3 separate regions of the Homo sapiens genome follow, and all the other regions are linked to region 1. A link is an interaction called in ENCODE POLR2A ChIA-PET data of the cell type or tissue named here. Cell type or tissue: Panc1. All regions are shown on one strand. Region 1 overlaps AP4S1 (adaptor related protein complex 4 subunit sigma 1). Region 2 overlaps COCH (cochlin). Region 3 overlaps STRN3 (striatin 3).

Region 1 (4,000 bases):
AAGTCTCACTCTGTTGTTGCCCAAGCTGAGGTGCAGTGGTGCGATCTCGGCTCACTGCAACCTCCACCTCCTGGGTTCAAGCGATTCTCCTGCCTCAGCCTCCCAAGCAGCCTCCCAAGTAGCTGGGACTACAGGCATGTGCCACCATGACCGGCTAATTTTTCTATTTTTAGTAGAGACAGGATTTCACTATGTTGGCCAGGCTGGTCTTGAACTCCTGACCTCATGATCCGCCCGCCTCGGCCTCCCAAAGTGCTGGGATTACAGGCATGAGCCACCACGCCCAGCCTCGTACAGTTTTATATCTTGCTGACTAGGTACCTGGCATCCTTCTACCAAAGAGTTCAAATCAATTCACAAACACTAATCTAGTCATCTTTTTTGCATCATCTGCAAAGGCTATAACAAATATTCTTATCTCCACAGTGAAGAAAGAAAGCTGAAGAGCTCTTGGTCACTTCAGTAAGTACTTAGTAGAAGTTCTCACTCTTTACATCAGTGAGTGTATATGTGTATTTGGAAACTAGAAAGTCTCCCCGCACAGTTCTGCCTGCTGTCATCCTATCAATGGGTTCATTATTACTGTCTCTGGTTCTCAAATCATTTACATGTTTGAAATTATTTTTAGATAGTTTTGGGGTGATCCAGTCACTCAGGGAAATGACATAGTGTTTAATTTTTTTTTTTGAGATGGAGTCTCGCTCTGTCACCCAGGCTGGAGTGCAGTGGCGTGATCTCGGCTCACTGCAACCTCTGCCTCCCGTGTTCAAACAATTCTCCTGCCTCAACTTCCTGAGTAGTTGGGACTACAGTCATGCGCCACCATGCCCAGCTAATTTTTGTATATTTAGTAGAGACAGGGTTTTACCATTCTGGCCAGGCTGGCCTTGAACTCCTGACCTTGTGATCCACCCGCCTCAGCCTCCCAAAGTGCTGGGATTACAGGCGTGAGCCACTCCGCCCGCCACAGTGTTTACATTTATAAACAGAGAGAGCAAGCAAAGTATTAGACTCCAGAGGAAGATCTTTAAGAAGAGCTGACATGTGTTCAGAAACCAAAGGAGCAAAATGTTTAATGCATGTGTAACAGAAAGGAGGCAGCTCTGACCTGCACCATGCTTCAACCTGCCAAATAAGATCTACTTCTCATTATAGTGATTGACTTTGGCTAAGAAAATTGTAGAAACACAGGCAGGGCACTTGAACCCTTTGGATAATATTCTGTGAGGAAAAGGAAAAGGATCTTCACAGATTACAGAAAATAGATACCAAACCTTTAGGAAACTCAGCATGCTGTATAAAATTGTAGTCCAAGTTTATTCTGTAATTGTCTCCTGGGTATGAGTAAGAAAAAAAATAGGCTGTGATAATATTGTTTAATAGCTAACTCATAGAGATGTCAAAATTGAAAAGAAAAAGAAAGGATTGCCTGGAGCCAAGTCCCTCCTGGACATTGGCTAAGAATGAACAACCAGGTCTGTAAACATAAGAGCAAAATGACTGGAAGATGTGACTAATTGGTAAATTGCCAAAAGTTTGCTAGGTAATAATTTAACAGGCTTGGTTTGTCATTGAAGCAGCAGGGTGAGTATTCCAAAGAATGACACCAAACATGGACACCTGGCCCAGTAAATCTATGCTAAAGACAGTGTTCCTTTGGAGAATATGTTAAATTGGCAAAAAGTCACAAAAACATATTTTTTATAACAGCATATTTTTAAATGATGGTAACCTTTAGTTTTGGCTTTCTGTTAGTAGAAAGTACATGACAATTATCTTAACAAAAAAAAGACTGAAGAATTATTTATAGGCATTTAAAATAACTCCTACTTCTCTTTGCTTCTTTTGTTTTATAGTTTTTATAGTTTCGTAACAATTGGATATTTAAAATTGTGTTATACAGTGTTGTGCATAGACTTTTTTTGGGGGGGAAACAAACTCTCACTGCATTGCCCAGGCTGGTCTCGAACTCCTGGCCTCAAGGGATCCTCTTGCCTCAGCCTCCCAAAGTGCTGGGATTACAGGCGTAAGCCACTACACCTGTGCCTAGAAGTTTTGTACTTAATTTTTTTTTTTTTTTTTTTTTTTTTAGACAGAGTCTTGCTCTGTCATGCCCAGCCTGGAGTGCAGTGGTGTGGTCTCGGCTCACTGCAACCTCCGCCTCCCGGGTTCAAGCTATTCTCCCACCTCAGTCTACCAAGTAGCTGGGATTACAGGCACCCGCCACCACGACCAGCTAAATTTTTTTTTTTTTGTATTTTTAGTAGAGACAGGGTTCCACCATATTGGCCAGGCTGGTCTCAAACTCCCGACCTCAGGTGATCCACCTGCCTTGGCCTCCCAAAGTGCTGGGATTACAGGCATGAGCCACCGTGGCCAGCCCCACTTAACTTTTTATTTTGAAGAACTTCAGTTATGGAAAAACAACAACAAAAATCTGATGAACTCCAATTACAAGATTTTGCCATTCTTATTTCATCTACTCTACTTTTTTTCTGTGTGAAGAAATGTTTAACGTAAATACCAGACATTATATTATTTCATTAGTACATAGTTCTCTAAGTATCTTTAACAGATTAGGAGTTTTTGCTTCTTTTTTTTAGCAAAACACCATACCATTATCACACCTACAAAATTAATGGTAATTCCTTTTTTTTTTTTTTTTTTTTGAGATGGAGTCTAGCTCTATCGCCAGGCTGGAGTGCAGTGGTGCGATCTCTTCTCACCGCAACCTCCGCCTCCCGGGTTCAAGCAATTCTCCTGCCTCAGCCTCCCGAGTAGCTGGGATTACAAGCACACGCCGCCACACCCAGCTAATTTTTGTATTTTTAGTAGAGATGGGGTTTCACCATTGGCCAGGATGGTCTTGATCTCCTGACCTTGTGATCTGCCCACCTCAGCCTCCCAAAGTGCTAGGATTACAGGTGTAAGCAACCACGCCCAGCCAGTAATTCCTTTATACAATCTAATCCTCAGTCCATATTTGATTTCCCCCAATATCTCAAAAAACAATTTTTTAAAAAAAAGATGGTAATTCCAAATCAGGATCCAAACAAAATCCATACATTTCATTTGGTTGTTACGTTTTTAGGTCTTTTTTTTTTTTTTTGATGTGCGTTTCTATGACCCCCCTCATGGTCATGCCATTTATTTATTGAAGAGACCAGGTTATTTTTTTTATTTTTTATTTTTTTATTTTTTTTGAGACAGAGTCTCGATCTGTCACCCAGGCTGGAGTGCAGTGGTGCGATCTCGACTCACTGCAACTTCCGCCTCCTGGGTTCACTCCATTCTCCTGCCTCAGCCTTCCCGAGTAGCTGGGACTACAGGTGCCCGCCACAAGGCCCGGCTAATTTTTTGTATTTTTGGTAGAGACGGGGTTTCACCATGTTAGCCAGGATGGTCTCGATATCCTGACCTGGTGATCCGCCCGCCTTGGCCTCCCAAAGTGCTGGGATTACAGGCGTGAGCCACCGTGCCTGGCCAGAGACCAGGTTATTTATCCTGGAGAATTTCCCACATTTGGATAATTACAATTATGTTATCATTTAATATATTATTTCCTCCTCCATATTTTCTATTTTTATTTTAAAAAAATAATCTAATATATTGTTGCATCACGAATTAGTAACAAAAAAGAAAAAAATAATAATTTAATAATTTGTTCAATAGCAATAGATAACCAAAAAATAAATAAAAAGAAAAAACTAATAATCTAAAATTTTTGATACAGATGGGATCTCACCCAGGCTGGCCTCAAATTCCTGGGCTCAAGCAATCTTTCCACCTTGGCCTCCCAAAGTGCTGGGATTACAGGTGTGAGCCACCGTACCTGGCCCATATTTTTTATTAAGTGTTTATTTTTTATTTTCTTGGCAAAAAAATGCTTATTTGGGGATACAGCATACTTCCTGTGGCATCACACCAGCTGGCACATAATGTCTAGCTATCTGAATTTTAGTAATGTTACTAAATTTGATTAGCCTGACCTAGCTATTAT
Region 2 (4,000 bases), 150 kb before region 1:
GACAAGCAGTGTCCACAGCACATCCACCAACAGGTATGAACTATGAAACCTATCTCCTAGTTGCCCGGCACAGCATTTGGAAGTTATGAATAAACGTGTTGTTGGTAGAAGCTTTTCTTAAAGAAATTTGATATTAAAGAGAAACAAAGCAAATACCTTAAGTTTACTGGTATATTACATATGGAAACATTCATTATGTGTATATTTTAAAGACAGGGTCTCACTCTGTTGCTCAGGCTGGAGTACAGTGGTGCAATCATAGCTCACTGCAGCCTTAACCTCCTAGGCTCAAGCAATCTTCTCACCTTGGCCTCCTGAGTAGGTGGTACTACAGGCACATGCCACCACACCCAGCCAATTTTTTTGATTTTTAATTTTTTTTATTTTTATTTTTTTAGACAGGTCTAGCTATGATGCCCAGGCTGGTTTTGAACTCCTGACCTCAGGCAGTCCTCCCACTTCAGCCTCCCAAAGTTCAGGGATTACAGGCATGAGCCACTGCACCCAGCCTAATAATTCTCTAAAAGTCCTATTTTCTCCCAGATTTGATAAACCACGCCTAAGAACTGGTCAAAGTACCATGAACTTCTAGTTCCATTTGCTTCATTAAATTCCTTTAATTACTGCACTGTCATGTGACTAAAAGGAATGTGTGTCTATTGTAAGAAATAGCCAGGGATCCCCTTTTGTATGACGATGGCAGTTTTAAAGTCAAAGATATTAAGAACATTAGGATTTAATGTTGAGTTCCTGCCTCACCTGTGGGTTTGGGGTATTAAAGTCCTGGATTAGGGCATATCAAATATGTAGGCCTACATACTGATTTGTTTATTTGTTGGGTCATTGCTTTCCCTAGTCCAGAAAATCCTGAGGAAATTAATTTTTTTAAAAAAGTCCTTTCAAGAATGGCACTCTGTTGTTATGAGCTTCTCCCCATGTGGGTTTCTTGCTATGTAACTGTCTTCCTTTTGTTAATGCCAAGTGCATCTTTTATTTCAGGTAAACGACTAAAGAAAACACCCGAGAAGAAAACTGGCAATAAAGGTAAGAATCAAGATCTCCATTTGGGAAGGTAGCATTTTCCCTCCCTCCTCTTGAGACTGCTAATGAGGGGACTGGTTTGGTTGTTCGCAGATTGTAAAGCAGACATTGCATTTCTGATTGATGGAAGCTTTAATATTGGGCAGCGCCGATTTAATTTACAGAAGAATTTTGTTGGAAAAGTGGCTCTAATGTTGGGAATTGGAACAGAAGGACCACATGTGGGCCTTGTTCAAGCCAGGTACCAACCTTGTTAAAATGGGAGATTTAAAAAAAAAATTATTTTGTAATTGACACATAATAATTATATATACTTATGGGGTACATAGTGATGTTTTCATACATACAATGTATAGTGGTCAAATCAGAGTAATTAGCATATCCATCACCTCAAACATTGATCATTTCTTTGTGTTGGATACATTCAAAATCAAATGAGGCCGGGTGCAGTGGCTCACGCCTGTAATTCCAGCACTTTGGAGGCCAAGTGGGTGTGTGGATCACCTGAGGTCAGGAGTTCAAAACCAGTCTGGCCAACATGTGAAACACCGTCTCTACTAAAAATACAAAAATTAGCCAGATGTGGTGGCATGCACCTGTAATCCTAGCTACTTGGGAGGCTGAGGCAGGAGAATCACTTGGACTCGGGAGGCAGAGGTTACAATGAGCCGAGATTGCACCACTGCACTCCAGCCTGGGCAACAGTGAGACTATGTCTCAAAAAAAAAAAAAAAAAAGAAAAAAATCAAATGAGAGGAGATTTGAATGAGTCTTGAATGATGACAAATGATCAGTTCTTTTAGTGGGTACATGTCAGTTCAGTATAAACATTTGAGTTATGGACACACTGGGTTCCCAAACTGTAAGTTCAGGATCTAAGACTGCCTGGGCAGACTGAGTAGATCTGAGTGCCTCCTTTTTGGAATAAAAGAATTTAGAAAACTGTGTGCTATCTATATAAGAACCAGAAGGTAGACTGGAGAGTCCTGTTGCTTACACAAGTCACCTCTGCTTATCTACTCTGCTCAATTCCTAATTTCTCTCTTCTGAAGGAAGAAGCAGTGATATGTCTATTCCACCTCCCTATTCTGTTATTCTTTTTAGCTCTTTCCATATTCTCTTGGTTGGTGATCTGAAGCACGACCTTTCTATTTTATTCATTTAAAAATATTTATTAATTGCTGGCCAGGTGCGGTGGCTCACGCCTGTAATCCCAGCACTTTGGGAGGCCGAGGCGGATGGATCACGGGGTCAGGAGATTGAGACCATCCTGGCTAACACGGGGAAACCCCGTCTCTACTAAAAATACAAAAAAAAAAAATTAGCCGGGCGTGGTGGCAGGCGCCTGTAGTCCCAGCTACTCGGGAGGCTGAGGCAGGAGAATGGCGTGAACCCAGGAGGTGGAGCTTGCAGTGAGCCAAGATCGTGCCACTGCACTCCAGCCTGGGCAACAGAGCAAGACTCTGTTTCAAAAAATAAAAATAAAAATAAATAAATAAATAAATATTTATTTATTAATTGCTTTTAGAAATAGAATATGCTCATTATAGAAAGCTTGAAAATACATAGAGCACAAAAAAAGAAATGCTCTAAATCATATGCCCTAGAGATAATCACTATAAAATGGTTTTTTTTTTTTTTTTTTTTTTTTTTTGAGACGGAGTTTTGCTCTGTCACCGAGGCTGGAATGCAATGGCACGATCTTTGTTCACTACAACCTCTGCCTCCTGGATTTAAGTGATTCTCCTGCCTCAGCCTCCTGAGTAGCTGGGATCACAGGTGTGCACTACTACGCCTGGCTAATTTTTGTATTTTTAGTAGAGACAAGGTTTCACCATGTTGGCCAGCCTGGTCTCGAGCTCCTGACCTCAGGTGATCCACCTGCCTCGGACTCCCAAAGTGCTAGGATTACAGGTGTGAGCTACCACGCCTGGCCCCTTCAGTATTTTAAGGAAATATTTGACTGTATTATTTTTTAAAAACTCAGACTATTAAAAATGCCCTGCATCCTGTTTTTTTCATCCTTTAGTATTTTTAGCATTTTCTCATATCACAAATATTCATCAAAAATATTTCATAATATTCCGCTGCATGATTAGTCATTCTTATTATTTCTTCACTACATTACACACTACACTGTGATGAACATCCTTATATCATCTTTGTGCCCATCTCTGATTATTTCATCAGGTTAGATTTCTAAAAGTGAGGTTCTGACTTAAAGCCTCTGATATAAATAGTGAAATTGAGCCATGCACAGTGGCTCATGCCTGTAGTGCCAGCTGCTCAGGAGGCTGAGGTGTGAGGATCTCTCAAGCCCAGGAGTTCAAAGCTGCAGTGAGCTATGATGGCACCACTCTACTCCAGCCTGGACAACAGAGAAAGACCCCATCTCTAAAAAAACAAATAAATAGCGAAATTGCTTCCTAGAAAGGTGAAGTAGTTTAAACTACTATCAGCAGTGTGTAAGGTTGTATAAACAGTGCTATTACAAATATTAATTTCCATTTCATTTCTGTTATTTTTTACAAGTGGCTCTGCTCTTAGATTAGATAGAATTTTTTTGGCATGAGAAGAAAATTTAACTGTTTTAACATAATTTAACCATTTGTCTCTCACCCTTAAAAAAAATGTGTTCCTTGTTTCATTGACTTATGGTATCACATTTATACCTGAGTTTGAGCAAGTCTATTTCTTTGATTCATATGCTAATCCTTACATATTTTTTTCTACGCTGCTTTGATTATCACAGTTTTATTGCACATTTTAACATCCCATGAGGCAAATTCCCCTGCAGTACTTTTTGTCTTGTACTTTTTTCTGACTACTTTGACCCAATTCTTTTTGAAGATGAATTCTTCATTACCTTGTAGACTCATACAAAGTTTTGTAGTTTTTCTGTTTTAGAAAGACCATTAGAATAGGTAAACCATGTCAAGTTTATATGTATGTAAGTCAA
Region 3 (4,000 bases), 71 kb before region 1:
TATACAGTCATGTGCCACATGACATTTCAGTCAATGACAGACTGCATATACAACAGGGGTCCCATATGATTATAATGGAGCTGAAAAATTCCTATCGCCTAGTGAAGTTGTAGAAGTCTAGAAGTCGTAGCTATTGTAACATTGTAGTGGGACGCATTAGACGCATTATTCACGTTTGTCCTGATGGTTATAAACAAATCTACTGTGTTGTCAGTCATACAGAAGTACAATACATATAATTATGTACAGTGCTCAATACTTATAATGACAATAATGACTATTCTACAGTTGATTTACTATACATTTTTGTTTTGAGACACCCAGACTGGGTTGTAGTGTGCAGTCACAGATCACTGTACCCTCTAAGTCCTGGGCTCAGGTGATCCTCCTGCTTCAGCTTAAGGCTCGGGCCACCAGCCAGGCTAATTTTTTAAAAATTATTTTTGTAGAGAAGGGTATTGCTTTGTTGCCCAGGCTGGCCTTGAACTCCTGGCCTCAAGTGGTCCTCTTGCCTTAGCCTTCTGAGTTGCTAAGATTACAGGTGTGAACCATCGTGCCTGGTTCTATCGTTATTTTAGAGTGTATTCCTACCTATAAAAAGAAAAGTTAACTGCAAAAGTGCCTCAGGCAGGTCCTTCAGGAAGTATTCCAGAAGAAGATATTGTTGTCATGGAAGATGACAGTTCCATGTGTGTTACTGCCCTTGAAGACCTTCCAGTGGGATAAGATGTGGAGGTAGAAGACAATGATATTAACCTAGGCCTTCCTAGGCCTTACGTAGGCATAGGTTAATATGTGTGTTTGTGTCTTCATTTCTAACAAAAAAAGTTTAAAAAGTAAAAATAAATCAAAATTTTAAAAACTAGAAGAAAGCTAATAGAATAAAGATAAAAAGAAAATATTTTTATATAGCTGTACAATGTGCTTGTTTTAAACTAAGTGTTATTACAAAAGAGTTAAAACGCTGAAAAAATTAAAATTTATAAAGTAAAATGATTATGGTAAGCTATTATTGAAGAAAAAAATTCACATAAATTTAGTAAAGTCTAAGTATACAGTGTTTATACAATCTACAAGAGAGACAATGCCACAGGCCTACAAATTCAATCACCACTCACTGACTCAACCAGAGCAATTTCCAATCCTAAAAGCTTCATTCATGGTCAGTGCCCTACACAGTTATACCATTTGTTATCTTTCTTTTTTCTGAGACAGGGTCTCACTCTGTCACCCAGGCCACAGTGCAGTGGCACGATCACAGTTCACTGCAGCCTCAACCTCCCTAGGTTCAGGTGATTCTCCCCTCTCAGCCTCCCGAGCAGCTGGAACTACAAGCACCTACTACTATGACTGGCTAAGTTTTCTATTTTTTTAAGATGGGATTTCACCATGTTGCCCAGACTGGGCTCAAACTCCTGGCCTCAAGCAATCCTCCCTCCTCAGCCTCCCAGAGTGCTAGGATTACAGGTGTGAGTGACAGCACCTGGCCCCATTTTTTTTTTTACTATACCTTTTCTATGTTTAGATACACAAATACTTACCATTGTGTTACAACTGCCTATAGTATTCAGTACAGTAACATGCTATACAGGTTTGTGGTCTCAGAATAGGCTATACCACATAGCCCAAGTGCAGGCTATATTATCTAGTTTGTGTAAGCATACTCTGTGATGTTCACAAGATGAAATCATCTAACGATACATTTCTCAAAACATATTCTTGCTGTTACGTGACACATGACTACGCTAATAATGACAAGAAGATATTACAACTATAAACACACACACACCTAGTAACAGATTATCAAAACGTATGAAGCAAAACTGACAGAACAGAACGGAGAACAGACAACAGTAGTTGGAGATTCAATACCCCACTCTAAATAATGGATAGAACCACCAGACAAATGGTAAGGAAGAAAATAGAGGATCTGAACACAACAAATCACCTAGCTCTAACACACATATGCAGAACACTTTACCCAACAAAAAAATACACATCTTAAGTGCACATGGGACAGTCTCCAGAACAGACCATGTAAATTGAGTCACAAGTTAAGTCTAAATAACTTTTTAATTTTTTTGAAACAGGGTCTCATTCTATCACCCAGGCTGGAGTGCAGTGGTGCAGTCTCGACTCACTGCAACCTCCAGCTCCTGGGTTCAAGTGATTCTCCTGCCTCAGCCTCCCGAGTAGCTGGGACTACAGGCACACGCCACCAAACCCAGCTAATTTTTGTATTTTTTGGTAGAGACAGGGTTTCACCATGTTGGCCAGGCTGGTCTCAAACTCCTGACCTCAAGTGATCTGCCCACCTTGGCCTCCCAAAGTGCTGGGATTACAGGCATGAGCCACCATGCTCAGACAAGTCTTAATAACTTTAAAAAGACAGATATCAAAGTTTCTTCTCTGACCACAAAAAAATCAAGTTAGAAATCAATAACAAAAGAAAACTGGAAATTCACAAATTTATGGAAATTAAACAACACACTCAAAGAAGAAAAATTAGGTAACAGAAACAAATGAAAACAAACACAGGACATACCAAAACTTAGAGGATGCAATGTAAGCAATGCGCAGGGGGGAATTTATAGATATAAATGCTTACATTAAAAAACAAGAAAAGAGCCAGGTGCGATGGCTCATGCCTGTAATGCCAACACTTTGAGAGGCTGAGGCAGGCGGATCACTTGAGGTCAGGAGTTCGAGATCAACCTGGCCAACATGGCGAAACCCCATCTCTCGTAAAAATACAAAAATTAGGCAGGTGTGGTGGTGCGCATCTGTAGTCTCAGCTATACGAGAGGGTGAAGCATGAGAATCACTTGAACCTGGGAGGTGGAGGTTGCAGTAAGCTGGCAATAGAGTGAGTCTCCGTCTAAAAAAGAAAAACAAAAAACAAAAAACTACACACAAGAGAAGATAGGGCATGGGAGCTGGGATTTGAAGCCAGTTGGATCATGAGGGTTTTGTTGCTCTTGAGAGATTCTTCTAGCAATTTCCATACCAACCAACACAGATGTTTCTCTTTCTTCATATGATGATCAGGGATCCAAACATATCCAAAAAGCTAAAGAGGCACCATTTGTCCCCCATTGGAATAGCAGGTTTTGCAGCAATTGTTGCAGTGGATATACAAATTGAAGAACAGGAGAAATATTAAAATGTCCCTTCACCTGATCCACATGCATGTGGCAGCCCAAGGCTTTGTGATGGGAACAATGACTGTTGATGTCAACTATTCCATGCACTGAGAATTATGGGCAAAACCTAAGCCTTAGAAGAAGAGATGCAGGCTTGGCACAGTGGCTCACACCTGTAATCCCAGCACTTTGGGAGGCTGAGGTGGGCGGATCACCTGAGGTCAGCAGTTTGAGATCAGCTTGGCTAATAGGGTGAAACCCCATCTCTACTAAAAATACAAAAATTAGCCAGCTGTGGTGGCGCGCACCTGTAATCCCAAGTACTCCAGAGACTGAGGCAGGAGAATCACTTGAACTCGGAGGTGAAGGTTGCAGTGAGCCGAGATAGCACCACTGCACTCCAGCCAGTGCACAACAGGGCAAGGCCCCTTCTCAAAAAAAAAAAGAAAAAAAAAGAGAGTCTTGGTCTTGGTGCTGTCTTGGTCTTTGTCTTGTTGCAGGAGCTTGCTCTAGTTAGACATGTCATTATTGAGGTTAAGTGTTCACACAGAAAACATGTTATTTGATGGAATTCAGACGATAACACACTATTTTGAGTATTGACTTCCTTTCTTGCAGGCTTGATTTGCTTGGTGACCAAATTACTAGTCACTAGTTCACTAGTGAACTAGGTCATTCAGAGGAGTCACATTAACAGAAAAGAAATATGTCACCTAATACAATTGACTATGTAAAAATATCCACCTTCTTAAACTGTTATAATGAAATTAGTTCTAAAGAAGACAGCAGGCCAATCCAGAAGTACTCCCAGTTTGCTGCAGAATCCCACATGCTTTGGATGTTATATAGGAGTCCTA

Evidence for each region. ChIA-PET counts read pairs that join two places held together with the same protein. Peaks named below come from ENCODE experiments on the same cell type or tissue, not always from the same donor. Only the 100,000 strongest peaks of a DNase experiment are listed, where the experiment ranks them.
Region 2: POLR2A ChIA-PET joins it to region 1 with 7 read pairs; 7 of 35 experiments call an interaction of 5 or more read pairs at or near these places.
Region 3: POLR2A ChIA-PET joins it to region 1 with 9 read pairs; 9 of 35 experiments call an interaction of 5 or more read pairs at or near these places.

What each region holds. Positions count from the first base shown.
Region 1 is chr14:31,032,545-31,036,544 of GRCh38, forward strand. All of the region lies in intron 1 of AP4S1 (adaptor related protein complex 4 subunit sigma 1), which reads left to right. Among named protein-coding and RNA genes, the nearest start is that of STRN3, 8.2 kb to the left of the region's middle. In Panc1, no CTCF peak of the experiment used is centred here; a DNase peak (open chromatin) is centred at 1,517.
Region 2 is chr14:30,879,453-30,883,452 of GRCh38, forward strand. COCH (cochlin) reads left to right here. Exons shown (of 12, transcript NM_004086.3): 6 at 1-33; 7 at 1,000-1,044; 8 at 1,135-1,282. All of the region lies in intron 4 of COCH-AS1 (COCH antisense RNA 1), which reads right to left. Among named protein-coding and RNA genes, the nearest start is that of COCH, 6.9 kb to the left of the region's middle. In Panc1, no CTCF peak of the experiment used is centred here; no DNase peak of the experiment used is centred here.
Region 3 is chr14:30,961,344-30,965,343 of GRCh38, forward strand. All of the region lies in intron 1 of STRN3 (striatin 3), which reads right to left. It also overlaps the pseudogene HIGD1AP17. Among named protein-coding and RNA genes, the nearest start is that of MIR624, 51 kb to the right of the region's middle. In Panc1, no CTCF peak of the experiment used is centred here; no DNase peak of the experiment used is centred here.